2 separate regions of the Homo sapiens genome follow, and region 2 is linked to region 1. A link is an interaction called in ENCODE POLR2A ChIA-PET data of the cell type or tissue named here. Cell type or tissue: Panc1. All regions are shown on one strand.

What was found. Peaks named below come from ENCODE experiments on the same cell type or tissue, not always from the same donor. Only the 100,000 strongest peaks of a DNase experiment are listed, where the experiment ranks them.
Region 2: POLR2A ChIA-PET joins it to region 1 with 7 read pairs; 2 of 35 experiments call an interaction of 5 or more read pairs at or near these places.

What each region holds. Positions count from the first base shown.
Region 1 is chr5:60,040,993-60,045,992 of GRCh38, forward strand. It overlaps a transcript of PDE4D not described here. Among named protein-coding and RNA genes, the nearest start is that of PDE4D, 150 kb to the left of the region's middle. In Panc1, no CTCF peak of the experiment used is centred here; no DNase peak of the experiment used is centred here.
Region 2 is chr5:59,787,663-59,792,662 of GRCh38, forward strand. The region is part of intron 1 of PDE4D (phosphodiesterase 4D); the gene reads right to left. LOC105378988 (a long non-coding RNA gene) reads left to right here. Exons shown (of 2, transcript XR_001742413.2): 1 at 1-227. Among named protein-coding and RNA genes, the nearest start is that of MIR582, 86 kb to the left of the region's middle. In Panc1, no CTCF peak of the experiment used is centred here; a DNase peak (open chromatin) is centred at 2,879; H3K4me3 peaks cover 693 bases.

The DNA.
Region 1 (5,000 bases):
AGCTGGTTAAAATAAAAGCTCATGAAAGGCTCACTGATTCATATTAGTAACTTCAGTTTTATAATTTAACTGCCATTATAGTTCTTATAAAAAATTTCCATCATTAAATCACAAACTGCTCCAAATTTTTATTTTGAGAAGCAATATGTTCATAAATGAAGCTTTGGATTATTAGATATATAGATAGTATATTCATCTCATTGTTGAAAGTTGAAAATTTTGGTCGATAGTCACGGCTTGGCTGATTTCTTCATAGAATTCTCTATGTATGTTCTACATGACATTGCTATGACACTAATGTCCAAAGCCTCCATTTCTCTTGAGAAAAAAAAATCACTTCTTGTCATGTTTCAATCACCCTCTGAGACGAAGCCACACACAGATGAAACAATAGCTAATTCTTTAAGGCAACTAGGAACTCTTTTGTGCCCTGGCAGGATAGTGTTTGAAACTTGTAATATGGTATACAGTTCTAATGGTAACATTTGAAAATAAGTGAATTACAGTGGCTGGCTGGCAAGATGGCCGAATAGGAACAGCTCCGGTCTGCAGCTCCCAGCGAGACCAATGCAGAAGGCAGGTGATTTCTGCATTTCTAACGGAGATACCCAGCTCATCTCATTGGGACTGGTTAGACAGTGGGTACAGACCACGGCGTGTGAGCTGAAGCAGGGTTGGGCATCAACTCACCTGGGAAGTTCAAGGGGTTGGGGAACTCCCTCCTCTAGCCAAGGGAAGCCATGAGGGACTGTGCTGTGAGGAATGGTGCATTCCGGCCCAGATACTACACATTTCCCACAGTCTTTGCAACCTGCAGACCAGGAGATTCCCTTGGGTTCCTACACCACCAGGATCCTGGGTTTTAAGCACACAACTGGGTGGCTGTTTGGGCAGACACCGAGCTAGCTGCAGGATTTTTTTTTTTTTCATACCACAGTGGCACCTGGAAGGCCAGTGAGACAGAACCATTCACAACTGTGGAAAGGGGGCTGAAACCAAGGAGCCAAGTGGTCTAGCTCAGCGGATCCCACCCCTGTGGAGCCCAGCAAGCTAAGATCCACTAGTTTAAATTTCTTGTTGCCAGCACAGCAGTCTGAAGTGGACCTGGGACACTTGAGCTTGGTGAGGGGAGGGGTGTCTGCTATTACTGAGGCTTCAGTAGGCGGTTTTCTCCTCACAGTGTAAACAAAGCCACCAGGAAGTTCAAACTGGGCTCAGCTCCACAAAGCCACTGTAGCCAGACTGCCTTCCTAGATTCCTCCTCTCTGGGCAGGGCACTTCTGAAAGAAAGGCAGCAGCCCCAGTCAGGGGCTTATAGATAAAATTCCCATCTCCCTGGGACAGAGCACCTGGGGGAAGGGGTGCCTGTAGGCGCTGCTTCAGCAGACAAACATTCCTGCCTGCTGGCTCTGAAGAGAGCAGTGGATCTCCCAGCGCAGTGCTTGAGCTCTGCTAAGGGACACAATGCTTCCTCAAATGGGTCCCTCACCCCCGTGCCTCCTGACTGGGAGATACTTCCCAGCAGGGGTCGACAGACACCTCATACAGGAGAGATCCAGCTGGCATCTGGTGGGTGCCCCTCTGGGAAAAACCTTCCAGAGGAAAGAACAGGCAGCAATCTTTGCTGTTCTACAGCCTCTGCTGGTGATACCCAGGCAAAGAGGGTCTGGAGTGGACATCCAGCAAACTCCAGCAGACCTGCAGCAGAGAGGCCTGACTGTTAGAAGGAAAACTAACAAACAGAAAGGAGTAGCATCAACGTCAACAAAAAGGATGTCCAGTCAGAAACCCCATCCAAGGGTCACCAACATCAAAGACCAAAGGTAGATAAATCCATGAAGATGGGGAGGAACCAGTGCAAAAAGTCTTAAAATTACAAAAATCAGAATGCCTCTTCTCCAAAGGATCACAACTCCTCACCAGCAAGGGAACAAAACTGGATGGAGAATGAATTTGACAAATTGACAGAAGTAGACTTCAAAATGTGGGTAACAACAAATGGCTCCGAGCTAAAGAAGCATGTTCTAACCCAATGCAGAGAAGCTAAGAACACTGAAAAAAGGTGAGAGGAATTGCTAACTAGAATAATCAGTTTAGAGAAGAATATAAACGACCTGATGGAGCTGAAAAACCCAGCACAAGAACTTCCTGAAGCATACACAAGTATCAATAGCCAAATTGATCAAGCAGAAGAAAGGATATCAGAGATTGAAGATCAATTTAATGAAAGAAAGGGTGAAGACAAGATTAGAGAAAAAAGAATGAAAGGGAAAGAACAAAGCCTCCAAGAAATATGGGACTATGTGAAAAAAACAAACTTACGTTTGATTGGTGTACCTCAAAGTGATGGGAGAATGGAACCAAGTTGGAAAACACCCTTCAGGATATTATCCAGTAGAATATCCCCAACCCAGCAAGACAGGCCAACATTCAAATTCAGGAAATACAGAGAACACCACAAAGATACTCCTCGAGAAGAGCAACCCCAAGACACATAATCATCAGATTCACCAAGGTCGAAATGGAGGAAAAAATGTTAAGGACAGCCAGAGAGAAAGCTCAGGTTACTCACAAAGGGAAGCACATCAGACTAACAGTGGATCTCTCTGCAGAAACCCTACAAGACAGAAAAGAGAGGGGGCCACTCTTAAAGGAAGGAATTTTCTTTTTTTTTTTTTTAAGGTTAAGGAATATTAAAGAGTTTATTTTATGCTCATTTATTCCTTCTTGAAAGCTCTTCTTTTCTTTACGTAGATTTCAGTTTTTGACCTATGTCATTTCATTTCTGACCGAAAAATTTCTTTCAACATTTATTTCAAGGCAGGTCTACTGGTGACAGATTCAGCCTTTGTCTGAGAAAGCATTTCTTCTTTGCTTTTGAAGGATAGTTTCACTGTATCCAGAATTCTAGTTTTATCCTTTAAACACTTTAAATATTTCACGCTACCTTCTTCTTTCTTGCATGGTTGCCAATGAGATTTCTGATGTAATTCTTATCCTTGTCCCTCCTTAGGTAAATTTCTTCTCTTCTGTAGCTTCTTTCATGTTTTCTGGTTGTCTTTAGTTTTCTGTGATTTGAACATAATATGACTAGGTGTGGACTTTTTTTTTATACTCAACAATAATTTATTGTATATTTTCAAATAGCTAAAAGAGGAGAATTGGACTGTTTCTAATACAAGACATGATAAATGCCTGAGGTGATGGACACCCCAATTGCCCCAATAAGATTATTATATATTGTATGTATCAAAATTTCACATGTATCCCATAGATATATACACTTATTATGTACCCATAATAATTAAAAACAATTTTTTAAAAGATCCTGTTTCTTAACATCTTTGACACTTCATTTATACTCTAGTTTTTCCTTTTTTTTATATTATACTTTAAGTTTTAGGGTACATGTGCACAATGTGCAGGTTAGTTACATATGTATACATGTGCCATGCTGGTGTGCTGCACCCACTAACTCGTCATCTAGCATTAGCTATATCTCCCATTGCTATCCCTCCCCCCTACCCCCACCCCACAATAGTCCCCAGAGTGTGATATTCCCCTTCCTGTGTCCATGTGTTCTCATTGTTCAATTCCCACCTATGAGTGAGAATATGCGGTGTTTGGTTTTTTGTTCTTGCGATAGTTTACTGAGAATGATGATTTCCAATTTCATCCATGTCCCTACAAAGGACATGAACTCATCATGTTTTATGGCCGCATAGTATTGCATGGTGTATATGTGCCACATTTTCTTAATCCAGTCTATCATTGATGGACATTTGGGTTGGTTCCAAGTCTTTGCTATTGTGAATAATGCCACAATAAACATACGTGTGCATGTGTCTTTATAGCAGCATGATTTATAGTCCTTTGGGTATATACCCAGTAATGGCATGGCTGGGTCAAATGGTATTTCTAGTTCTAGATCCCTGAGGAATCGCCACACTGACTTCCACAATGGTTGAACTAGTTTACAGTCCCACCAACAGTGTGAAAGTGTTCCTATTTATCCACATCCTCTCCAGCACCTGTTGTTTCCTGACTTTTTAATGATCACCATTCTAACTGGTGTGAGATGGTATCTCATTGTGGTTTTGATTTGCATTTCTCTGATGGCCAGTGATGGTGAGCATTTTTTCATGTGTTTTTTGGCTGCATAAATGTCATCTTTTGAGAAGTGTCTGTTCATGTCCACCCACTTTTTGATGGGGTTGTTTGTTTTTTTCTTGTAAATTTGTTTGAGTTCATTGTAGATTCTGGATATTAGCCCTTTGTCAGATGAGTAGGTTGTGAAAATTTTCTCCCATTTTGTAGGTTGCCTGTTCACTCTGATGGTAGTTTCTTTTGCTGTGCAGAAGCTCTTTAGTTTAATTAGATCCTATTTGTCAATTTTGGCTTTGGTTGCCATGGCTTTTGGTGTTTTAGACATGAAGTCCTTGCCCATGCCTATGTCCTGAATGGTAAAGCCTAGGTTTTCTCCTAGGGTTTTTATGGTTTTAGGTCTAACATTTAAGTCTTTAATCCATCTTGAATTGATTTTTGTATAAGGTGTAAGGAAGGGATCCAGTTTCAGCTTTCTACATATGGCTAGCCAGTTTTCCCAGCACCATTTATTAAATAGGGAATCCTCTCCCCATTGCTTGTTTTTCTCAGGTTTGACAAAGATCAGATAGTTGTAGATATGCAGCATTATTTCTGAGGGCTCTGTTCTGTTCCATTGATCTATATGTCTGTTTTGGTACCAGTACCATGCTGTTTTCATTACTGTAGCCTTGTAGTATAGTTTGAAGTCAAGTAGTGTGATGCCTCCAGCTTTGTTCTTTTGGCTTAGGATTGACTTGGTGATGCGGGCTCTTTTATGGTTCCATATGAGCTTTAAAGTAGTTTTTTTTCCAATTCTGTGAAGAAAGTCATTGGTAGCTTGATGGGGATGGCACTGAATCTTTAAATTACCTTGGGCAGTATGGCCATTTTCACGATATTGATTCTTCCTACCC
Region 2 (5,000 bases), 250 kb before region 1:
TTATTTTTAATGAGGAGCTTTTGAAGTGATTACTAGAAAATATACCAATTAGCGACCACAATTAATATTCAGTGACATTTAAAATTTCAAGTGAGATTTTAATTCACTCCTTGAATTTGTATGTCTTTTATATAGGCATCTCACTACAACGACCTTAGAGGTGGCATAAACTGAAATATAAAAGCTGGGTCTATCAAGCAACTAAAATCTGATTTGATGGTTAAAAGGTAAGAGACACATCTTAAAAATGCATATGTAAAGCCAAAAGCTGGGAATGATGCTAATATATTGAGTGACATATAAGCATAGAAAATCATCCACAGATGCTAACAGTAGGCTGAATTAAAAGTATAATAGGAACAAGGTAAAGCACAACATTTACTTAAAATAACAAGCTATGTATAAAACCCAACATTCTCAGCAATAGAAAAATGAAAAAAATGCATTCTAGTATGGTGTATCTCTATAAGATAGACATCATGGAAGACTTTAAAATGATGGCTTTGATGAAGTTTAACATGTTTAATGATTTCATAAAAATGTTCATGGTACAGTGTCATTTCAAAGAAAAAAAAGAGACAAGGTTTGAAAAGGTCTAGTTAAAGACTATTTGCAGGGGATTTAGTGACCTCTTTGGAGAGAGCTCCTTGTACTGAAGAAGGAGCTGGGCACATAGAGCTGAGCCCAATAACAAAACCTTGGCTGTCTGAAGGAAGGAGGCATTCTAAATGGAATATGGCAGCTGCACTTGAATGCTTTTCCAGGGATGAATCTCTGGATCCTGGGAGAAGCAGAGAGCTTTTAAGTAAAGAGATGTTGCATATAATTCCGTACAGTATCAGGAACAAAGTGAGAAATTTTAACATCCATTGGAGCAGCTACAAAGCCAAAGCATGGCCTTGTGATAGCTGCTTGACTCCCTGGGTAACAATGAGACCTAATAAGCCTTGGGGAGTCCAGAGAGCTGCTGGTTCTGGTGGAAGAGCAGTGGTTCCAAGAAGGGGGATGTGTTCCTGTGGGACACATTTAGAACTCCCAGAAATAATGAAATAGATTGTGTAGAAGAATTGCTTCAGCAAATGTGGGAAAAAACTAATGAAATTTAAATTATTATAGTTAATGTAACCTCCCTTGTTGCATTAGGCTAGAAAGTCCTGGCAAAATTTAAAGATTCCCTTACATAGCTATAGAATAGGAAAAATTAGAAAGTTCACTTATCAAAAGCTTGTTATAGGTAGTGATATGGGCTTTACAAAAAGAAAATAAAGTAAAAAATACTCAATAATGCAAAATCCAAAATAAACACAATGTAATCATAGACCTCTTTAACTTCAACAGTACAATACTGTTTCACAGCAAACAATCACTTCACTGTTACCTGAGCTTGGTTAGGATTTGCCTGAAGTAGACAGCCACGCGTTTTATAGGAACAGAGATACTGATGAATTCAGAAATATTTTATGAGAGAAGCGTCTCCCAAACTGGGAAGCCTCACCTAAGAAATATGCTCAGATGGGCATGACAGTTGTTTCAAGTGGTGAAGACCATTTCCAGGAAGAAAATTCACAAAAACTTTTTGTTCAGAATTAAGAACAAAAAATGTGCAATACAGAGAAGCAGGCTCACAGCTCAGTATAAAGGCTGGTTTCTAAAAGGCCAGAGCTGTCTCATGACAGATCAAGCTGCCTGGAAAGGCAATATGCGTTATGTCATCTATGTTCCCAGGAAGAAGCTACCAGACATGTGCTCAAGGCAAGTCAAGTTCTGTGCCAGAGAAGTGATGAGCCTGCGTGATGTCTACATTCCTTCCAGTGCTAAGATTCAAGATCCTCAGATTTGTGTCTGGGGAAAAACAGTATTACTTGGAATGATTGTAATTTTCTTGGCTATATTGAAGTCATACAGTATATTTAATTAGTCATTATATTCCCAGCTTTATACAGGTATGAATCTATTCCTCATGGGAGTGAAAACTATGCCCTGAATGCATATAAATGGCATTTTAATCTAAGATAAAATAGAAATCCTTGATTTAGTTCCATTAGTTCTAGGTCTCTGAAGGTCTTCATATTTAATGGCTGGCATCTTTACTTGCTCCTTCAGGGTTCTGCAAAACAGGAGTTTGGGGTCAGCGTTCTTCTAGGAGTAGAGTCAGGTCCTGATTCGATTTCATCCAGAACCAAAGTTATGTTGCTCTGATTTTAGAGTACACAGAGCTATAGCACTGAAGATAATTTTGAGCCTTATAAGCTAATGTGATATTTCTTTCAGTGTGATCAATGGAAGTTGAAAAGCAGGAAGAGTTCTTTCTGTACGTTTCTGCACTTGGTGGGAGTGTCATTGGAGAGAGTTTGGGGAGGGAGGAACTGACACCATTCCTGTCTACTTTATGCCAAACCTGTGACAGAGACACACAGAGCCTGGAGAGCTACTGGAGTACCTCTATCTGTAGACGAGGAAACAGGAGCTTACAGGGGACAGTAGTTTAGTGACATGTAGAGCCCAGGTTAAAACACAGCTCTGTCAAATCAAACCTTGTCTACTTTCAAACAACTGAACACAGCAAAATAATTACATGAGTGTTTTTAAATGTTGTATTTCAGTTATTGAAAAAAGAAGCCACTCACTCTTATTTTGGAATTATTAAAGTAGCCCAGAATCAAGATTTAAGTGGAAATATTTAAGACCAAAGGCACATTTTTTTCTTACCTTCAAAATATTTCGGGCTTCATGTGAAACTAAAGCCTTTAATAAGTTGACCTCAAAGATTGAAAAGAAAAGCAGATAAGCAATTTCCCGGTAAAGAAAGATTGCTACAAAATCGCTGTAGACTGTATGGAAATTTCAAAGGGTAGTGAAAATGTGCTCTGATGCCCAAAGTGAATAACAGGATGTGTGACTAAAGCTGTTGACCTACGACCAGCTAACTCACCTCAGAACCTACGGAGCTGCTGACGTTACTTCTCATTTTCTTTCTCTTTCCCCTTCCTCTCTTTGTCCTTATTTTTGATTCCACCCTCTGCCTCCATTCTGCTTCCTCCTCTTCAATGCTTTCTGTCATCCCGTCTTCCTTCTTTATTGTTTCTCTAATTGAGCCTAATATGCAATTCATTGTGAAATTAACATGACCCTAATATGAAAATGTGTTATAGATCACGAAAAACTTCCTGTCTACTACTATGTGTCCTGTTAAACCCAGGTTGCTGCAATCTGTTTCTTTCTCTGATAATAATTTTGCTTTCATTGTGCTCAGCGTGGGTTCTTCTGAGCTCACTCCACCCTCGCCCTGGGATGTGTGCCCATGTGGTGAGCACAGGGAGGTGGGAGTGCACTGTTAATTCTCTTCCTAAGAAAGAGAATGCGCCTTGTCCCTGTCTGAGGAAGACTTCCGAGTACACAGACTCAGAGTCCTGACAGTACGTCCAGCATCACAGAAAAATCTGCCATGGCATTTTATATTCCTAATTGTTCCTAATGTCAACAGAATAACATCCAAGAGAATTCACATAAATCTCCTGTTGAGAAATTTACTGTTACAGGAGCTTAATACTTCGTAATGCATGTACAGCCTAAATATGTTGTCCTTGGATGGAGAACACATTACTTATTAAAAGCCAGGAGAACAAACACTCTACTTGATCTTAGCCAAAGGCTAAAAAGCTATGAATATAATGGTGGGAGTTCACGGCGCTGAGAGCAACACAAAACCACTTTAGAGAACCTGCACTGTGAATTCTGGTTCTTCTCAGCTGATGGCATTGCATGCTTTCTTTAACCTCATGATTCTGTGTTTTAGAATGAAGACATTGTGCTGCTAACCCTCATAAAAGCAGGGTAAATGATGGAGAGGCCAAGCACACCCTCAACTCGTATTGACAGAATTATCCCTCAAACTCCCAGAGTTATTTGACATTATTAACATGGTCTGTAGTATTCATTTTATTTATTCTTTCAAAAATATTTGTAGAGTACCTTCTCAATTACAGTCAGTCACAAGACCGGGCCCTGTAAGGGTTAAAAATAAATACTGAAATATAAGCAATATGAAATAAATTCCTGCTTCTAAAGTTACAGGTCTAGGAGGGAGCAGACAGCCCCGGGCTTAGAATCCTAAGACTTGATTCAAGTGCTGCTTCTGCCACTCACTCTCTGAGTGACCTTAGGCAACTCACTTACACCTCTGTCTCTCACTTTCTCTCCTCATAAATCACAGATTATATCCAGCTCCTGGGATGTTATGAGACAAAACGAGAGAATGTGTGAGAAACTGCCCTGGGTACTCTGACTACACAAAAATAATGCACTGCAACTAAAGTATTTTCAAAGTCTAGTATAGGATACAATGTGTGGCTCCGAAACACAATAAGTGAAAATAGAAGAGGGACCTTAAACAAGCAAATGGTGACTTTACTAAAGCAGTGACAACAGAACTCAGTTCTATGGGCTCAGAGAAGAGATAAATCCATGAGTAGTAAGGGTATAAAGGGCTTCCCTGGGGAGGAAACGTGGCACAGAAACGGAACTAAGATTAATTAAGGATGGGCAATAGGATGGTAGGCATTATTCCCATTGTACTCATGTGGAAGCTAAGGCTTGGAAATATTTCATAACAAGTCTGAGGCCACAGTAGAACCAATACGTGGCAACGCCTACATTTAAAACCAGTTTACTTTTATTTTTTTTCATTTCAAATTCCGGGCACTTAAAATACTAGCAACCAACTTTGAGGCTCCAAGAAGCTGTGTGTGTGTGTGTGTGTGTGTGTGTGTGTGTGTGTTTTGAGGAAGTGGGCATGGAGTGAAGGAGGAAAGTAAGAACACCACATGGAAAAAGCACTAACAAGGGTGGCCAATGCAACAATGCATGTGATGTATTTGGGGGATTATGGATGGAAAATCCAGCTGGCATAGAGGTTTGTGCCGTGAAGGAGAAGAACGCAAGGTGGTAAAAGCATGCTGAGAATAAGTGAATATGCAAAGGAGTTTGGACATTTTCCACTA